2 separate regions of the Mus musculus genome follow, and region 2 is linked to region 1. Evidence: chromatin contacts called from ENCODE Hi-C or POLR2A ChIA-PET data. All regions are on one chromosome and are shown on one strand. The core of a region is the stretch at or near the end of the contact, and the rest is flanking DNA. Distances in the headings are between cores, read along the strand shown.

What was found. A loop is a pair of places that touch in the nucleus more often than their neighbours do. ChIA-PET counts read pairs that join two places held with the same protein, here RNA polymerase II (POLR2A).
Region 2: a map of v-Abl transformed pro-B cells shows a loop between it and region 1 (3-fold over the local background). The contact joins the promoter of H1f6 here to the promoter of H1f3 in region 1. A Hi-C loop is called at or near these places in 3 of 37 maps with a recorded cell type or tissue (Patski, heart and v-Abl transformed pro-B cells). POLR2A ChIA-PET finds 5 or more read pairs at or near these places in 4 of 5 experiments (Patski and embryonic stem cell).

Annotation. Positions count from the first base shown.
Region 1 is chr13:23,552,530-23,557,097 of GRCm38, reverse strand. It overlaps H1f3 (H1.3 linker histone, cluster member), which reads right to left and starts at 2,066. Exons shown (of 1, transcript NM_145713.4): 1 at 1,291-2,066. The coding sequence starts at 2,008. The coding sequence ends at 1,343.
Region 2 is chr13:23,693,695-23,698,262 of GRCm38, reverse strand. It overlaps H1f6 (H1.6 linker histone, cluster member), which reads right to left and starts at 2,452. Exons shown (of 1, transcript NM_010377.3): 1 at 1,718-2,452. The coding sequence starts at 2,397. The coding sequence ends at 1,768. It overlaps H4c3 (H4 clustered histone 3), which reads left to right. Exons shown (of 1, transcript NM_178208.2): 1 at 1-179. The coding sequence ends at 125.

The sequences.
Region 1 (4,568 bases), core at 817-3,316:
ACAGCTCTTGAGGCTCGAATACAAGATCCTTTACCTACTCTCCTCTAATGAAATGCTAGATTGAAACGTAGACGATAGAGTTGATGGCTTATACCAGGTGCTTGCCTCCAGACCTGAAGCCCCAGCTGACTGTTGCAGGTTGTCCTCTGACCTACACACACACACAAACACATAATATAAAAATATTTTTTAAATGATATGTAATTTCTTCCTATGAGAAGCTCAATTAAACATCTGTAGAATTCTTACATCATCAGGATAAAAGAAAAGGGGGCCCCAATTTTAAATAAATAAATACATACAAATATATATATATAATATACACACACACACACACACACACACACAAACTTTAATACTTTCAATAATTAAATGGAAATGGCATCCCCAAATTTGGATCAGCTTCCTGAAGGACAGTTAAGGTTGGTTTGTGTTTTTATGTGCTTGTTTTGTTTGCCCAAATTTGTGAAGTCAAACTGCAAACCAAACCTTCCAAAATGGTTTTTCTTTCACGTCCTCAGCCTACTATTGGTCTACTGACCAAATAAGGGAGAACAGATAACCTCAAAACAATGTATGAGGAAGGAATGTGCAGAACTGTCAGTGGTGTTCAATTTCCTTACTAAAACCTAACCACCAGGGTATTAAAAAAGCTTCCACACTTATAGTGGCAATGTGATCAGTGCCTAAAAACTGCGAAGGTGGCTAAGTTTGGAGGAAATAGGAGCGCTTTCAATTTCTCGGAAAACACAATTAAAAATTCTTAGGACGGAATTCCAGAGCTCTGAAGTGAACAAAGGGGCGGGGACAGAGAAAAAACGCCAGCGTCCCAGTACGTAAATGTAAATCTTAATATCACAATCTCTGATTGGTGCAACACCCATGACTGAAAGTACGGCTTGATTGGTTAATTCTCAAAACCACCTTGTGTAGCCGGATTGGAAAACTTAAAACAGAGGCTCCAGCCTGTAGCCACTATTGTGAGAGTAGCTTCCTAGAGAACCCCCCTAATGCCTTATCACGCCTAGGCGACATTAGAAAGGACTTCCCGCCAAACTCTTGGAATATGAACACGTGTGTGGAGCACACACAGAAGCAAAAAACTGCCGGCCAGAAGTCCAGCTAGAGCTGAAAATGATACAATCTATCGCTCAACTAGAGTTTATAGATGCTCCTAAATGTACCCATAACAAAGTGCACAGAATTGATCTGCTTCGGAACACATAGCCAGAGTCAGCGGACATACCATGAGAAAACCAGAAAAAGGCTCAGCTCTTTTGAATGAGGTTGTGGGTGGCTCTGAAAAGAGCCGTTTGAGATTTTCAAAGCAGGACGCACCACTCTACTTCTTGCGAGGGGCAGCCTTCTTTGCCTTGGTGGCCTTCGGCTTAGAAGCTTTAGGCTTGGAAGCCTTAGCCTTGGGAGCCTTGGCCTTGGCTGGACTCTTTGCTGCCTTCTTGGGCTTAGCAGCCTTCACCTTCTTGGGACTCTTGGAAACTTTCTTGGCGCCGGCAGCCGCCGCAGGCTTCTTCGCCTTCTTCGGAGTCTTCTTGGCCGTCTTTTTGGGTGTGGCAGCACCAGTCGCCTTCTTAGGCTTCTTGGCTGCTCCCGCAGGCTTCTTGGCCTTGGCCGCGCCTGCCTTCTTAGCCTTGGGCTTAGCCTCACCGGAAGCCGCCTTCTTGTTGAGTTTGAAGGAGCCGGAGGCGCCGGTGCCCTTGGTCTGCACCAGGGTACCCTTGCTCACCAGGCTCTTCAGCCCGAGCTTGATGCGGCTGTTGTTCTTCTCCACATCGTACCCCGCGGCCGCCAGCGCCTTCTTGAGCGCAGCCAGGGACACGCCGCTGCGCTCCTTGGAGGCGGCCACAGCCTTGGTGATGAGCTCGGACACCGGGGGTCCGGACGCCTTGCGCTTCCCAGCAGCGGCGCCGGTCTTCTTCGCCTTCTTCTTCACAGGTGTCTTCTCCACAGGTGCAGGGGCAGCAGGCGCCGCGGGAGCGGTCTCGGACATGTTCTAAGCTTTACTAGTAAAGCAAAAAGTAAGCACAAACAGTCAGAGAAGGTTGTTCCCAGTGCTGCAGGCTCTGGGTTTATATAGAGAGAAGCTGCGTGGTGATTGGTTCCCTGCGCCGTGCGCCGTGCGCCGCGTTGCCAGAGAAAGGATCTTCAGCTTTGCCTTGTGGCTGTGTTTGTTGCCCCTCAAAAAAGTATAAAAATATAAAAAATATGGGCACGAAATAATTAGGGACTTGGGGGAAACTGATCCGAGAGCCTGTAGGCTACATTCTTGCCTTAATTTGTGCACCTATGTTCAAAATCGGCACCCTGAAACTTCTCTGATTGCCCCAACTCTCTTTCAAACTTGACGAAAATTGGGACAACTTTAAGGTTTTCCTTAAAAATACTACTTCTCTCGCGGTCATTAGCAAACTTTTGTTTCAGGACATGGTTCCTCACATTCTTATCATTTCAGGACTCTATGAAATAACTTGTTTTCACGGAAATACATAGGGAAATTTGAGTTTTTCGAGAAAGCAACAACACAAGCTTCCAGGGCTATCTGCACCAAGCTGTAGGAATTGGCACTAGATGGGAAAGCAGTGCATACCGGGGGAATGATTATTGTAGAAAATATCGATTGGATTTTTTAATGATATTTGAGATACCAGTGTGTAATTCCCCTTCGGTTTTCCTGTTTTAGTGATTTAGCCATTTTCTGGAGACGTGATGAGTCTGTGCCATCCCTATTGTAGATCAAAAGCTGAAAGCACATATTTTTCAGATTTGATAGAGAAATGTACACCAACTATCACATGTACAGAAAAAAGATACCTAGGTCAAGAAGGAACAGAAGTTTAGCAACTGGGAGCTGAAGAACAGTGAGATATAACCTGACTTAGCAACTCACTCCGTGTTTAGAGTACAAAGTTTACAGCTGTGTTATATGCCGTGTTTCAGGACCTGTGTTATGCAGCTGTTTCCCCTTGCCAACACTTATCACAACAGTTTTCTGCATATTTCCAGTTTTAAAATGATTTGAATTTCATTATTAAAAACAAGCAGAATGTGAAAGAAAATCTGTTTTTTAATTTCCATGATAGCTGCTGACCTCATTACATATATTACATATATAATATAGTCTGTCACAAACAAAAGAATTAGCAGGTGGTATCCACCAAAGGACTTAAACATTTCATAGTCAGTTATCATTATGATAACTGCAGCAAGAATAAAGTTTCTGGAAAAGGGATCAACCATGGGACTACAAACTTGAAACCATAAGAAGCTTCACTCATTCCCACTCATGACTGTGGAGGCTAATATCACAAATGTGGTTTTGGTCTTAACTCCAAAATATAATTACATCCTGAAAAACAGCAGATTATTCTCTGTAGTAAGGCTTGTACTATTTTGTAGAGATTAAAAACAGGCGATAAAAATCCCTAAGAGGTGTGAGAACAGTGAAACTTATGGCTTCGTCCTCTTCTCTCAATTTTGTGTTAGATAAGCAAATATACACACATACACACAAATGCACACCATTACTATAGTAACAGGTGAGAGATTACAGCCTCATGAGGTATTCTACAGGGAGACACATTCTTGGGTATTCTAATACCTAGAGACTTTCAAATCTACAGGAAAGGGTGGTTGTATAAAATAAAAATCAACCTGGTTGTGGTGGTCCATGCCTTTAATCCGAGTACCTGGGAGGCAGAAGCAGGTAGATCTCTGAAATTAAGGACTATCTACAGAGCAAGTTCCAGGACAGCTATGGCTACATGAAGAAACCAAGCACTGTTTCAGAAGGAAAATAATAGGGCTAATAAATAGGTAGCAAGAAAAGAAATATATAAAGAGAAGAAGGCAACTTTAGGCTGAAATAATAAGTAACAGGAAAACAATCATAATAGATGGGGAAGAAGACAAATTTAAGACAAATGTGCTCAAAATATCTATAAAAATTAGAGCTATCAATTTTATATCCCTTTCTGTTGACATTACATGAAGATACTGGCAACTTGGAACTCACATCCAAGTACAAAAGAGTATGTATTAAGTTCATTTTCTAAAATGGGAGCCTTTAAATATTTAAAAACCCCCCTCCCACTTCTCTCTCCCCTCTGTAACACCTTTTAACTGTGTGTGGAAGCTAAATAGCATCTTGCATACTTGAGGAGTATTCTAAGTCCTCGATTTTTTAGAAAAGCCCATTCTCCAATGTGCAAATACATCCCCATCTACAGTCTAGATAACTGAAACTGTGCTCAACAAGTTTCAGGGCAAGGTCAATGCAATTGGGATATGGCTGCTTCACTGGGGTACTTACTAGGCAGCAGGAAGGAATATGCTGAGCTGATGTCATGTCACACTTCACAGCCTGAACTTAGTTTCCCTTAAGTGACCTTTGAGTTCCTTGGGTGGGGGAGAGGAATCCACTGTGCTATTTAACCCCACTGTACTCACACTAGTTTTGGCATTCTGGTATGTACAGAGTGAGTGGGGTGAGGACTGGTGATTTTCTGGAAAGAAGCATAGAAAAGTTCTGTGGGGTAATTGGGATAAGCACA
Region 2 (4,568 bases), core at 1,203-3,702, 140 kb before region 1:
TGGAGAACGTGATCCGCGACGCCGTCACCTACACGGAGCACGCCAAGCGCAAGACCGTCACCGCCATGGACGTGGTCTACGCGCTCAAGCGCCAGGGCCGCACTCTCTACGGATTCGGCGGTTAATCGACTAACAAACGATTTCCACTGTCAACAAAAGGCCCTTTTCAGGGCCACCCACAAATTCCTAGGAGTTGTTCACTTACCGAAGCTTTAATCGAGCCTGCTAGGTAGTTTAAGTGTTATTCTGTCCTATACTTATGTGGTGGGTAGTAATTATGCCATGCAGCCGAATATACCCTGTAGGTTTAACTGGGTAATATAACAAGCCCATAATTTTGAACTGTCAGAAGTTAATACTGAACGAACTGTTTTAGAATTATTTGAAGGTTTTCCACTGATCGTGTCACTTCTCAATCCACTTTTGATACCGGTCATTTAAGAGCTTATTCCCTTCTGGAGCCATCTAGAAGCTCAGGAGAGAGCAGGAACCATTGTATCTAAGCAAGGCAAAGGCTGATTACTACAGAAACTGAAGACGCTTAGCTGTTATTAATTGTATACCATTAATAAGGCCTAAGTACACATAATCTATATTAGGGACCACCTAATGGTATGTTTATATACAGTTTAGTTGTGCAGTGGCTTGATAATTTAAATTCTTGTGGGTGTGCCATGTTTGCCATCTGCCACAAGAGGGCGGCGTTATTTCCAGGAAGTTGGAGTCAGAAGCTGTTGTGAGCCAGCTGTTGTGTATTCTGATATACAAACTTCTTTTAAAGCATTAAGTGTTCTTGACTGAACAATCTCTCAAGCCACCTTACTATGATCTTTTGTCATTCCTCATACCAATGCCTAAAATAGTTTAATGTGAATTTAATATTTGTGGCACTCCATAAAACTTGATCACTTTAAAAGATGAGTTATTTTTGTTTTTTGTTTGTTTTGTTTATGTTCTTCAGCCCAGACTTCCCCAGTGCTTTTTTTTGTTATGTTGGGGCATTGAACTCAAACCCTAACATTTTCATAAAGAAGTCCTTAATTTTTAATATGGTTTTTGTCATTCTCCTGAAGCCTACATGCTATTCTCATAAAATACATAAAACATTTCAAAAATAACTGTTAGATCAATAGTATTGAACTATTTTCTAAAAGTAGAACAAAATTAGATCTTTGTTGACACATCGCACAACTGCAAAAACTTTAGGGTTTTGTTGTTGTTGTTGTTGTTGTTGTTGTTCTGTTTTTTTGCTAACTGCTTGCTTTATTTTTTTATCCATCACTGAGGAAATCCTAAAAATACAACTCAAGAAAAATAAATATAACCTCTAGCTTAAGCACTGAATATCTGGGTTCATAGTGGTCCTTTGAAAGCCTGGATGCCAGTTACTGCTGTTTGAAAGAGTAAGTTCAGTATTTTTTCAGAGTGGAAGCTCCTACTGGCGTTATCTCTATCTCCTTTGATATGAGGGTGTTTCTAGAATGAAATACATCCATTGTGTATTTCAATGGTGACTTTTATTCTAGAATAAAAGACATTGTGTGTTTCAATGGTGACCTTTATTCTGGCGTAAAGCCACAAATACACAACCAAATTTGGAAATATTCTACACATAGGGACCCTAGGATTCTACTCTAGGGTTTCAACGACAGGTCGACCTGAAGTAACTGCCCACCTTAACTTTGGTTCAAAGTGTTTGGCCATTTTAAGAAGTATGTAAGTGGCTCTTAAAAGAGCCTTTGGGTTTTTGAAAACTGGCTTTGAAACTCACTTCCTCCCTGCTGCCTTCCTCAGATCGGTCTTCTGCATGACCATTTTTGCCTTCCCAGAATTGGGGTTTGCTGCCCTGGCTTTGGCGGGGCTTTTACGTTGCTGCACGCCCTTGGCCCCTTTGGTCTTCCTTCCGCTCCCAGAAGCTTTTGTGGGCGTAGCCTTTGGCTTCTTGACAGCCTTGGTCTTGCTACTCTTGGGAGATCTCGAGGCCCGGGGCAAGCCCATCTTCTTAGCCTTGGCAGAAGCAGATTTCTTGCCCTTGCCCTTGTCGTTCCCAGAAGCCGCCTTCTTACTGAGCTTGAAGGAGCCTGAGGCGCCAGTGCCCTTGGTCTGCACCAGGACTCCTTTATTCACAAGTCTCTTGAGGGCCAGCTTGATACGGCTGTTGTTCTTCTCCACGTCGTAACCAGCCGCAGCCAGGGCTTTCTTCAGGGCAGCAAGGGACATTCCTGCCCGTTCCTGCGATGTGGAAAGGGCCTCAGGAATCAGCTTGGAAACTGAGAAACCCCGAGGTTTGCGAGCAGGGGCCAGGCCAGGCTTTTTCCCTCGCCTTTTAGATGAAGGTTTCTCCTCCACAGGAGCTGGAACAAGGGTACTTGAGGCCGCAGGAGCCGTTTCCGACATGGTCAAGAGCTGGACAAGAACTACACCAAGTGAAAACTAAAGGAGAGCCAACAGTGATGGGGTAGTGGGGGCGTGCGGGGGGGGGGGGCGCTTATATAGAGCAGGGCGCGCTGTGATTGGTGCATCCCCAGGTGCCTCCCCCGCCCCCGGAGGAGGGGCATTTGTGTTTCTTTTCCCCCCAAAAGTAGAATCTTGCATATCTGCTCACTGCAGAATTGCTCAGGTTATGACACCAGGTGACCCACGGGGACTTAGATTCCACGCGACTTTTTACCCTTTGTTGACAAATGTACCTGCATGCCAGAACTAGTGGGAAAAGTCCTTGATTTTCAATCAAATTCAAAAGGAAGAAGAAAACTTTCTCTTTTCTTTGCTAACTCAAAAGTAACTTTTAGTAGAAAATGTATCCAACATCTTGGGAGGGGTCTTCTACATATGTGGCTTCTATTTAGTGAAGAAAATCAATTATGCAGGCCCTAATTCTCACTGAAATTATTTATATACGTGATGGAAGTAACACAGATGTCTTGACTGTCTCACTGTGGAATTAGACGGTGTTCCTAGAATTATCCCAAAACTCCAAGGTGAGGCCTGCTTGAAGGGAGCATGACCTAATAAACACTCCACAGAGCATGTGAGAGGCTCGCTATTCCCCCGCCTGAATCTCAAGAGAAGGGCTTCGGATGCGGTTATAAACATCTTACCCATGGCACCTACGTGGTCAAATCAGCCAGTCTCAGGGCTATTGTCGAAGAAGTTTGCTACTCCTTTCCAACTGAACACCATCCATAGCCCACTTCCTATGTCTTATCTCCCTCTAGAGGAGCAGACACGGTGCCGAACCCTTAATTATAACATTAGAAAGCTGGAATCACAGTTTCCAATCTCTTAACATAGCTAGTCTAGTAGATGTCTCTGCAGATGTGTTAGAGAAATGTTCTTTCCGGGGCTTTATCCATGGAACATGTCTGGAAATAAATGTGCTCACCGCTGGGCATGGTGGCAACTTGCTGGTAATTCCCTCCTTAGGGAGGGAGGATTGCTGTGAGTTTTGAGGTCACCTTGGGCTAGGAAATGATAACATGTCAAAAGAAGAAGAGAAAAAAAAAAAAAAAAAGAGGGAACATGATACTCAAGTAGAAGGGAGGCATAAAAGCCAGTCCATTATGGGGAATGCTAAGACAGGGTGTAGTGTGATTATGTCGCCGAACATATGGCTCAATGCAGTAACCACACAGCCGAAGTTCTTTCTGGAGATTCCTACACTTGTGAGGCAGGGATCTCAATTTATGCTACAGAGAAGTTCAAGCAATATGAAGAAAAGTTGTTTATTAAGGAGAAAAATGAGAGTGGGTAGGTGCCTGTGTCTCAGTAAAAGGTTTGTGCTTCTGTCTTAACATTTAATTGGCTAGACCTGGTGCGCCAAACTGTAACCCTAGCTACTTGATCGATGATCCAAGCTCAAACCAAGCCTGGACGGTAGAGTAAGTAAACTTCATAAGATACTGTCTCCAAATAAAAATGGTGCAGAAAACACTGGTCCTGAGTCTTGGTAGTAAAGTGCCTGTCTAGCATGAGTTGAGTCTACGTTCAAATCTAGCACTGCAGGTGTGTGTGTGTGTGTGTGTGTGTGTGTGTGTGTGTGTGATGAGTTTTGAACTTGCACTTGAACTTCAACCATGTTTCATGTTTAAATTTTAATAAAGCAGGTCAATAATTAATTACATTTTATGAGAGGTTACTTCTTTCTCTTCAAGAATTTCCTTTGGGGAATGAACTCCCAGGGTTGTTTATGAGAGACATACTGTTTAGGGGTGAGAGGGGAGGGCTGGCATTTGTGCTCAAAGTCACGTGTTTGTCCTTAAGCAGCTTGTAAGTTGCCTTGCTACTCTTGTTTGAGACGTTTCTACTGACCCTTGACTTTCAATCCGTCAAAACCATGAACTAGACCTTGGAGTTGAGACTGAGGTGAAGGTTTCAGGCTCATGTCTCCTGAACTTCCTGCCTTAATGTCCTTTACTGCCGGAGCTCAGGGTCTTAGTCCATGGAAATCCCACTAGGACTGTTGTGACAGCCTTTAAATATTTGTGCAAGTACATGAGCTGATTATTCTCTGGCCCAAGAACCATCAGAAGATCAAGAATATTAACTATTCTGTTATTGTAATTTTT